Linked DNA regions of Homo sapiens: region 2 is linked to region 1. A link is an interaction called in ENCODE POLR2A ChIA-PET data of the cell type or tissue named here. Cell type or tissue: K562. All regions are shown on one strand. Links, peaks and the distances in the headings refer to the core of each region. The heading gives the core; the rest is flanking DNA.

The links. Peaks named below come from ENCODE experiments on the same cell type or tissue, not always from the same donor. Only the 100,000 strongest peaks of a DNase experiment are listed, where the experiment ranks them.
Region 2: POLR2A ChIA-PET joins it to region 1 with 6 read pairs; 5 of 35 experiments call an interaction of 5 or more read pairs at or near these places.

What each region holds. Positions count from the first base shown.
Region 1 is chr3:128,587,545-128,593,572 of GRCh38, reverse strand. LOC124909430 (a long non-coding RNA gene) reads left to right here and starts at 1,053. Exons shown (of 2, transcript XR_007096077.1): 1 at 1,053-1,382; 2 at 2,801-4,368. RefSeq lists enhancers at 1,273-1,567, 2,536-3,036. In K562, for the core only: a CTCF peak has its summit at 2,444; a DNase peak (open chromatin) is centred at 2,452.
Region 2 is chr3:128,408,089-128,412,835 of GRCh38, reverse strand. It overlaps EEFSEC (eukaryotic elongation factor, selenocysteine-tRNA specific), which reads right to left. Exons shown (of 7, transcript NM_021937.5): 7 at 4,190-4,747. The coding sequence ends at 4,577. Among named protein-coding and RNA genes, the nearest start is that of DNAJB8-AS1, 53 kb to the left of the region's middle. RefSeq lists cis regulatory regions at 1-315, 1,049-1,234 and enhancers at 2,891-3,539, 4,721-4,747. In K562, for the core only: a CTCF peak has its summit at 4,009 (motif pointing left); DNase peaks (open chromatin) are centred at 1,925, 2,575 and 4,015; H3K4me3 peaks cover 1,869 bases.

The sequences.
Region 1 (6,028 bases), core at 827-4,826:
CACCATTGTGCTGCCTGTCAGGGATGGCTAGGACAGGAGGAGCCAGTACCATCTCAGGACCATGTGACAGCCACCAGGCCTTTCCTTTTACCTTCACCATTTCTGTATTACTATTATTAGAACAGTAATACATGCTTCTTAAAAAAAATTAAAGATGACAGAAGAGGTAAAAAGTGAAAGATCTGTGTTTTTCCATCTTCCCCAGCAGGGTCCTCTGTTTGTTAGTGTAGTCTTCAAGACTTTTTCTATATATTTACAAGTATATATGTGAATATCCTATTATCTCTTCCTGTTTTTTTTAAACACATTGAAGTGCACTAGACACACTGTTATTCACTCACTTTTCATTGAATCACAAATCCTGTACATCTTTCCATGTCTCTACGTAGAGATCTTTTTCATTCCTTTCCTTTTAAAATTTAAATCTATGTTAAAAGACTTCTGTTGAATTCATGGGATTTAATATTCACAAGGCACAAAAGAGCATGCAGTGCAAGCCCCCTCCTCCCGTGGCCTGACCCCGCCCTCAGTTATGTTCTGTAGAGACAAGTATTGTCAGTTCCTTGTGGATTCTTCCAGAGAGAGGTTTTGCATACACAAGCAGATACATAGATACATCCTCCCCTTCCTTCTCATGCCCAGGGTTCTGCACCTTGGTTTCTTTTCATGGGATAGTGTTTCTTGGAGACCCATTGGTAAGCGTTTCCTCCCTCTTTTAAATTTAATTTAATTTTTTTTGAGATGGAGTCTCGCTCTGTCACCTAGGATGGAGTGCAGTGGCGCGATCTCGGCTCACTGCAACCTCCGCCTCCCAGGTTCAAGCGATTCTCTTGCCTCAGACTCTGGAGTAGCTAGGACTACAGGCATGCACCACCGCACTGGCTAATTTTTGTATTTTTAGTAGAGATGGGGTTTCACTATGGCCGCCAGGCTGGTCTTGAACTCCCGACCTCAAGTAATCCACCTATCTCAGCCCCCCAAAGTGCTGGGATTACAGGCATGAGCCACCGCACCCAGCTTCCTCCCTCTTTTTTTTTTTTTTTTTTTTTTTACAGCTGTGTAGTGTTCCATTGTAAGTGTGTATCGTAGATTATTTAAGCCGTCCCTCATTTATGCACATTTGGGCTGATTCCAGTTTTTTTTTTTTTTATTGTGTGTGCTCCAGGAGACAGAATCTTTCATGGTGGAATTCCAGACACAGAGGAAGTATTTGGGATCAGGGGCTTCCGGGTGCTCTTAGGAGCACCTGTGTCCACCTCAAGGTCAGGAGTCCTTAAGACAGAAGGAGTCCTTGCCTGGTTGTCACAGGGCAGACCCTGTGCATGTGTGTGTCAGCGTGCTTCCTTCCGGTGGCACCACAGGCCTCCTTGTGACATCTGCAGGTTGGTGACTCAGAATGCTGTTCAACATTGATCTCTGCCCTCACTTTTTCCTCTTCTCTTCTCCCTACACCCTTCCATCTGACCAACGGTGCCCAGTGTGACCTCCAGTGAAGATCTCTTGGCTTTAATAAGCCAAAAAGGTGGTCTTGAGCCAGGACAGTTAAAGTTTAGGTTCCTTATTTGGTTTATTTGTAGATAGATGGGGAGCTGAGAAGTCTGGCTAAGATTTTCACTTTGCGATCTTACAGTCAGGGCACAGTGACAGCTCCTGCTCTTCCTGGGGCAGTGCAGATAGAGCTGTAGTTCTGCTTTGACAGTTGATGAATTTTTGTGAAACTGGCAACAACTCAGGCCCAAAGAGACATTTGCAGGTTGGGCTCCTGCCTGGTTTTATGTTTACCTCCTTGATTATTTCTGGTGTGTGGGTTTTGAAAAGGGAAATCACATGCAAACAATCTCATGGATGTATCCTTAAAACGGCTCCTTTTGTCAAGTCAGGAATTTTTTTTTTGAGATGGAGTCTCACTGTGTCACCCAGGCTGGAGTGCAGTGGCGCTATCTTGGCTCACTGCAACCTCTGTCACCTGGGTTCTAGCGATTCGCCTGCCTCAGCCTCCCCGAGTAGCTGGGATTACAGGAGTGTGCCACCACGCCTGGCTAATTTTTGTAGTATTAGTAGAGATGGGGTTTCACCATGTTGTTCAGGCTGGTCTTGAACTCCTGACCTCATGATCCACCTGCCTCGGCCTCCCAAAGTGCTGGGATTACAGGCATGAGCCACTGTGCCCGGCCAAGTCATGAAATGTTTAAGTGAAGGTTCTCTCTGGAACGTGACTTCCCCACGTTGGGCCCTAGGAATGGCTTAAAGTTGGATTGTAGATTCAAAAGGTCTTGATTTTCCAGGATGTGTGGCATAGGTGAGCATAATGAAACCTGACATTCCCATTTGACCGCTGGCCCTCTTAGGACCTGACTGTCCTAAGTGCCAGGAACAGCAGCATGTCCCACTTGGTGTTCCTTTGAGGGCTGGGCTGTAGGAGCAGCTTAAGAGGGACCCCTAGTGACTGCATGGAGCGGTGTCGCCTCCGCACCCTAGGCCAGGCTGGCTCTAGCATCTGCCTGTCCTGGCAAAGGAAGGTCCTTGGGGCTTGGGCCCACAGGACTTGCCAGCAGTGTCACCCTTGCCTCCGGGACAACGGCTTCACGTGGTCTCCTCTTCCTAACGGGGCTCCCTTTCCCAGGTAAGCTTTCTCCAACAGCCTCAGCTTCCTACACCCCTAAACTCCCCTTCCTCACACTTAGCTTTTCCTCAGGGGGCCCGACTTTCCCCTCTGCAACTTCTCCACAGTGGGAGGAGCCTCCATGCAGGTTCTGGCCCCAGCCTCCCTTCTATTGAGGTCCATCTTTTTCCTTCACAGGCCCCATCTCTCTCCTTGGGGACCGTGGGGCACAGGACAGTGGAGGCCTGATCCCTATTGCATGTGGTGAATCTTAACTCAAGCCTTCAACATCCTCCTTGAAAGAGGGGGATATCAAGAGAATGAAAACATGGGCCACACAATGAGGGGAAATATTTGCAAAAGACATAGTCGATAAAGAACTATTATCCAAAATATACCAAGAATGCTTAAGACAACCATAAGAAAACAGGTAGGTGCTCTAGCTCACACCTATAATCCCAGCACTTTGGGAGGCCGAGGTGGGAGGATTGCTTGAGCCATGAGCTCAAGACCAGCCTGGGCAACATGGCGAGACCTTGTCTCTTCAAAAAATACAAAAATTAATTGGCATGGTAGTGCACACCTGTAGTTCCAGCTACTCAGGAGGCTGAGGTGAGAGGATTGCTTGAGCCTGAGATATTGAGGCTGCAGTGAGCCATAAGTGTACCACTGCACTCTAGCCTGGGTGACAGAGTGAGACACTGTCTCAAAAGAAAAAAAAAAGAAACCAAATAACCAAATTTAAAAATGGGCGAAAGATCTGAACAGACACATCAACAAAGAAGATACACAGATGATGGCAAAGTGCATAGGAAAATATGTTCAACATCATATGCCATCAGGGAAATGCAAATTAAGACAACAATGAGATACTACCACACACCTATAAGAATGGCCCAAATCCAGAACATTGACAACACCAAATGCTGGCAAGGATGTGGAGCAACAGGAACTCTCATTCATTGCTGTGGGAATGCAAAATGGCACAGCTACTTCAGAAGACGGTTTGGCAGTTTCTTACAAAACTAAAACATACCCTTACCATACAATCCGGCAATCACACTCTTTGGTATTTACCCAAATGAATTGAAAATTTATGTTCACACAAAAACCTGCATGCAAATGTTTAGAGCAGTTTTATTCATAATGCCAAAACTTGAAAGCAACTAAGATGTCCTTCAGTAGGTGAATGGATAAACTGGAATGCATCCAGACAATGAAATATCATTCAGTGCTAAAAAGAAATGAGCTATCTCAACCATGAAAAGTCATGGAGGAAGAATGCCTGTTACTAAGTGAATCTGAAAAGGTTACATGCTAGATGATTCCAATTCTATGACATTCTGGAAAAGGCAAAACTATGGAGACAGCAAAAGGATTAGTGGTTGCCAGGGGCTGGAAGGGGATGGTGGGGATAATGGATGAATAGACAGAATATGGGGGAGTTTTTAGGGCAGTGATAACATTCTATGTGATTCTACAATGGTGATTATGTGCCATTATACATTTGCCCAAGCCCATAGAATGCACAATACCAAGAGTGAGCCCTCATGGGAGTGAGGGACACTGGGTGGTGATGATGGGTCCAGGCAGGTTCATTGATTGTGCTAAATGCACCACTCTGGTGGGGATGGTGATAGTGTGTATGTGGGGGGACTGGGCATGTGTGGGGGCAGGGGGCACATGGGAACTCTGTACTTTCTGCTCAATTTTACTATGAAACTCAAACTGCTCTAAAAAATAAAGTTTATTTTAAAAACTGAAAATGAAAATGAAACAAAAGAATTTGAACATACAATCAAAGAGATTCGCTAACAGAGCTGAAAGAAGGGCATTTCTCATTCAGCGTAAATTCATGCTTCACTACTGTTCTCACTCCTTATAGTGACTCCAGATTAATATATACACATGTTTATAGATCTTCTAATGATCTGGGTGAGTATAATTACATTGCAATATTTTTTTTTTCCTCATAACAGCTTTAAGGTGTTAAACAGAAACACTTAAAACATCCTGTAATTTGGGATTTAGAAATTTTTAAATATTCTGCTGGGCATGGTGGTGGCTCATGCCTGTAATCCCAGTACTTTGGGAGGCCAAGGCGGGCAGATCACCTGATGTTAGGAGTTCGAGACCAGCCTGGCCAACCTGGTGAAACCCCATCTCTACTAAAAATACAAAAATTAACCAGATGCAGTGGCAGGCACCTGTAGTCCCAGCTACTTGGGAGGCTGAGGCAGGAGAATCACTTGAACCCAGGAGGTGGAGGTTGCAGTGAGCTGAGATCGCGCCACTGCACTCCAGCCTGGGCAACGAGAGCAAAACTTTGTCTCAAAAAAAATTTTTTTTTTTTTAATATTCTGGTGGGCCCCACAAATGGAAGTAGTTATGGCCCCTCTCCAGTGTGAAGGGCCCCACCCTCAGTCCCTTTCACAGGCCAGAGATGTCTCACCCCTCAGGCCCTTCTTCACTCCTCACGTGGTCTCCTACTCAATCCCGAGGTGGGACTCCCTCCTGTCATTCCCCATGGTGACACTTCACGTTGCTTCACCTCAACTCAGCTGGCTCTGTTGGCCCTGAGGCCCCCTGCAGAGCCCCAGCCGGTGTGCAGGGCTTCCTCCTCAGGCACTCCAGGAAGCCCTGGAGTTTCTTTCGTGCAGCTTCTCTGTCACCCCCTACGACAGCTCACAGGTCTGAGCTCGCCAAGCCGGGGGAGGCAAATGAGCAGATCTGGGCTATTCCAACTCGAGCACTCCTGATGTCACTGTGAACCTAGGTTTGTGGCATGAGAGAAAGCAGATACACCACGTGAGATGCAAAAGGTTAAATTAAAAATCCCAGGGTAGTGAATGTGATTGTCTTGTTTTTTTTTTTTTGAGACGGAGTCTTGCTCTGTCACCCAGGCTGGAGTGCAGTGGCACAATCTCGGCTCACTGAGGCCTCCGCCTCTTGGGGTCAAGCAATTCTCCTGTCTCAGCCTCCCGAGTAGCTGGGACTACAGGCGTTGCCATCACACCTAGCTAATTTTTGTATTTTTAGTAGAGACGGGGTTTCGCCACGTTGGCCAGGCTGGTCTCGAACTCCTGACCTCAGGTGATCCACATGCCTCGGCCTCCCAAAGTGCTGGGATTACAGGCGTGAGCCACTGTGCCTGGCTGAACTTGTGTATTTTGTGCTAAGATGTTACGTGTATTTTTTCCTGGCTGTTCAATGAGAGGCCTGAAAACAAGGCCAAAGGTAAGCACCCTTATGTTCTAATTGTGTTCTCTAAACACCATTCCCCACTGAAAGAAACCAGGGGTTGGCAGACAAATGGCTGATTCCAGGTCTGGGGCAGAAGAGGAGCAAGATGAGGACATCTAGTAGCACTAGAAAGCAAGGATAGTATGCAGGTCATATAGGTTAGATGTCTATCCCTGCCCAAAT
Region 2 (4,747 bases), core at 748-4,747, 180 kb after region 1:
CCCTGTAGAGCCTTGCGAGCCCCACTCCCAGCACCCACTGCTGCCTCCGCCCCAACTCCCAGCAGCCAAGCCTGGTGCCGGCTGAGCAGGCTAATTAATGGCTCAACCCCGTTATCAGTCAAATGCTAATTACTCTTTTTAATCTGGGCTGCCTGTGTGGAGGCTCCTGGAGGTGCAGCAGGGGCTGGGGGGTCTGGAGCTATGACCTCATCCCTCCTCAGCAAGCAGGCACACGGGCCCCAGCGAGCACTTCCTCGCCACAGCCTTCACTCTGCTGTTCCCTCTGGCAGGTGCCACCCTTCCTTGCCCTGGCAAACTCCTACTCTCCCTTCAAGACCTTGCCCATGCAGCCCCTTGGCAGGAGGCCTCCCCAGTCCCTGCCTCAGAGGACAGACAAGGCTGAACTAGGAGCTGGGAGGCTGTCAGCGGGGCTGGCCTTGGTCTCTGGAAGGGAATCTGGAGATGCTAACCCCCACATGGAGGCTGCTCGGCAGAGGAGGCCAGGGCCGGGACCAACTCCAGAGTGAGCTCGGACTGACAGGCTCCTGCACTCCCCAGACAGGGGTCTGGCCCTGGTATGCTTCCTGTAGAATAGAGTGATAAGCCTCCCTTGAATCCCACCCAGTCCTGGAGAAGAGGCCCCACTAACCTGCATGCCCTTTGCCCATGGGGCAAACTAGCACTGGATACACTGGAACTGAGGCACATTTTACACATGGGGACACTGAGACATGAGGTTAGGGAACTTGCCACCACCCTGTGTACACTGGACTCGATCCTCCTTCACCCCACTCCCACACCCAAAGAGATACACACACTGACAAACACCGCAACCCTCCCAAAACACACACGGAGCACATGCAGACACGTCTGAGACATCGCGGATCCATGTGCACAGATGCACACCCAGACGTCAGCACAGGCTTGGAGATGCCTGGTGCACCAAAGCCCGTGTGCGCACATGCACATGCATGGCCAGGGCAGGAGGCCTGGGAGCACGGAAGCTGCCCCTTCTCCTGCCCCAGGCCCCCAGGGCTTCCCGTTTACGAGACGTTATCTATTGAAAATATATTAACCCAGAAGCCTGTTTCCATCAGAGTCTCGATTCCAGGGACATTTCCAGATAAGCCTTATCTCTTCGTTTGTGCATTAGCCCTGCTGGTCGGGGGCCTGCCAATCACCGCTGCCCCTCCTGCCCCAGCCCATGGCAGGATGTCGGTCCATGACCTCACTCCATGTGGGCAGGCAGGTGAGGGGGCCCAGGGCACTGCTGCCCCATGCCCCACCCCACCCATCAGCCCACAGAGGACCCCAGAGGGCACCTCTTTTCCAAGGACACGCCTGAAGCACTGGTGGGCAAGGGACTCTGGAAGAACCTGGAGCCTGGACTCAAACTCCAGCTCTATCTGGGGCAGCTGCAGGCAGCCAAGCCCTGCCCTGCCCACACCCCTGGGAAACCGGCATGCTGCTGCCACATCACTGCTGTGGGTAGATGAGCAGATTCGGTGAGTTTACCTGTGTCGGTGGCTGCAGTGAGCTTGGCCCACTGGAACCCTCTCCTACATAAAACACGCGGGCCTGGGGTTGCCCAAGGCATCCTGGGGGACGGGGGAGCCAGGGAAGGGGACGTGCATGCCCACACCTTGGCCTCAGCCAGAAGCGGGTGCTGGCACCAGCTCCTGCCCACCGTCCCGGCTAGGCTGCACCTTCAAAGGCTGCGCGCCCTGGCCCGACCCCACTAATGGACGCTCGGGTTTCCACCGATGCCGGGCCTGATAGAGGCCTCTCCTGGGGCAGTCGGCTGGGCGTTTTCAGGCCACACAGAGCAGGTCCGCCTCATTACACACTCAGGGCGCTCAGAGGCTCCTGGGAGTCGCCCTGGGCTGCCCCTCCTCCCTTCTGTGCCTCTGTGCCTCAGTTCCTCCACCCGAGCCCCCTCCTTCCCGGGACTTTGAGGAGCACGGTCTTCAGACCAGTAGGGAGGTGAGAGGTGGGGTGGAGGTGGACGCCTGCACAGAGTTCCTGGAAAAACGGCTTATTTGGGGCTGGTGTCACTTCCTGAGGGGTTCTGGGCCTTTTGCCTCTCAGTGGGAGATGTGTGGGGCCCACCCTAGGGCCGCAGGTAATGTGGGGTCAGCAGTGTGCCTGGCAAGTCTCCCACCCCCAGGGCAGCCCTCTGGCATGGCTGCTTTTCTTCTTCCATTTTATACATGGGGACACTGAGGCATGAGGTTAGGGAACTTGCCCAAGCTCACACCGCAGGCAGGGAGAGGCCTGAATCTGTGCCCTGGTGGCGGCAGCCACATTCGCCCTGTGTGCTCATCTTTCCTCCACACCTGATCTGGCCCCAGAGCCAGCTCCCATGGCTCCCATGGAAGCTCCCATGGACAGCTTCCATGGAACCCCATGCTTGGCACAGTGGTTCCACTGGGTCACATCACCCCTCATTTAGAAAGGGACAGTGACACACCCAAGGTCACCCTGCCCATGCAGGCCAGGACCTGGGGCTGAGCTCAGAGCTTTCTGTCCCAATGTGCAGGGACTCTGAGGGGGCTGGGGAGGGAGCGGTCAGGGAGGGTGTGGCCTGGCTCCCAGCTCAGCCCCACACTGAGGAGGAGGGAGGTTTCCTCGCCTAAGAAGTGAGTCCTTGGAGCTGGGTTCGGACCCAGTGCTGGCCCTCACCAGCAGCTCCCAGATCTGTGCTGGGAGGTGACCAGCCTGGACAGCACTGGCAAGTGCTCAGAGGGGCCTCTCCTGCCCCCAGGGACTGACAGGCTGGGGGCTGTGAGCCCAGCTCGGTGCTGACTGAAGCCCTCCTGGAGGTCTGCTCCCTTCTTGGGCTGCCCTCCCCTGGGGGACCAGCAGGCTAGCAGGGAGCCTGGTGTGGGCTCAAAGCTGCTGCCAGTTTCCTGGGCGGAGTGGCCTCAGTGAAGTGGCACTGCCTTCCTGGTGAAACAGTCTGCAGGGCCAGGTAGGGTGAGGAGGCCGTGGGGCACAGCACACAGTGGGGTCGGGGCACAGCACACAGTGGGGTCAGGCCCCAGGGAGAGGGGCCACTGCAGTCCCAGGAAGTGTCTGCTCAGGCAGCGGCAGTAGAGGGGGAGTCGGCTCCTAGGCAGAGGGCTGTCCTGATTCACAGTGCAGACAAGCCGCCCTGGCACCCGCAGCCTGCAGCAGCCGCGGAGGCCACGCTCACCGGGGCCACACTCTCTCTCACGTTCCTCCAGGGCCAATCCCCTCAGGGGACTGAACTGGGAACCCCACTTCCCCATGGCTCTCAGCTGTTGCCCTTGACTGCTGCTCCAGCCCTGCTGCCTGGGTCTGGGCCAAGGTTGACGAAGGGTGGCTGGGCCAGTCGCCATCGCTGGTATCCTTGCAGCTCGGGGGCTTTGCTCTGCTGTTGGTGTATTTAATTAACTGCCTGTTCCCCACCCACCACGTGCACACGGGACACACACACACACACACACACACGGCTCTGGGGCTTAACAGGCCCAAGTCATTTGATCGAAACCTGCCCCTGTTAATATTTTTAATGCCATTTGCAAATTAAAGCATAATGCACCGATTACTGGGATAAAAGGGAGGCCTCTGCGTCTGTCTGGAGACCAAATAAAGGAACGTTTGAACATCTGTTCATCCTGCAAATGTCTCTAAAAGCTTTGATTTCCCCTCAGTCTGTTGACTCCACCATTCACCCCTTCCTGAGTATCCCACAGCCTGGGGCTACAAGGCAGGGTGGTCTGTGGGTGCAGGGGATGGCAGATGGCTCTGCAGGGTGCCCTCACCATGCTAGCCTCCACTTTCTGGGAAGTATGTGGTTCTCAAACTTGAGGGCAGGGGCTGAGGGACTCCTCGTGTTGGGGTGGAGGAACAAGCCTCCACCTGCTCTGCCTGATGCTCTGGCCAGGCACCCTGCTATTCCCCAACTTCCCTGTGGGTACCTTCCCTGGACCCAGCTGCCCAGAGAATCCCCATTCTCCCTGAAGGCCCAGAGCGCCCCAGGAGCCACCTAGTGGGGTTGAGAAGCGCAGACACTCTGCAGACTCCCACAGCCTACAGACTCTGAGTTTGGGTCCCTTCCCTGGCCCCGACCTGGGCAGGAACTCTTGGGATTTCTGAGATTCCCCTTGGAACACAGCTGGGGAGGGCGGCGGACCTAGTGAAGTCACAGAGAGAGAGACACCAGTAGAGTGGGCTGGGGCCACGGGACATTTATTTGTAGCCATCAAGTGCCTGCCCACCTGGGGGAGGGTTGAGACTGGCCTGCAGGTGGCCAACAGATGGGGCAGTGGAAGATACTGGCTACCAGCCCTCTGCCCATGGCCCTTTCCTAGTTGGGCTGGGGGCTGTCCTGGGTGGGAGTGTGCAGGGGCTGGAGGAGAGACCCTCCTGGCCCCAGCAACCCATCCCCCTCAGCTCCTCACCAGGGCTCAGCACCAAGCTTGGGGGTGGGGGCTGCTGCTGCAGGACTGCAGGGAGAGACTGGGAGAGGCTGAGGCGTGGCTGGTTGGGATTTGGCACAGCAGCCTGGACTGGGCTGGGCAAGGAGGCCCTGGGGGAGGTCACCGGACACTCAGGGAGACTGAACCATGCGCTTGTGGGTGTCGAAGACATAACGCTTGAAAGTCAGGCTGAGCACCACATGCTGTGAGGGCTCGCTCCGCTCGGCGCTCTCCTCCTGCCTGGTGGCCTCCCCACGGCCAGCCCGGGCCCGCTTCTTGAGGGCGGGTGTCAGGATCTTCTT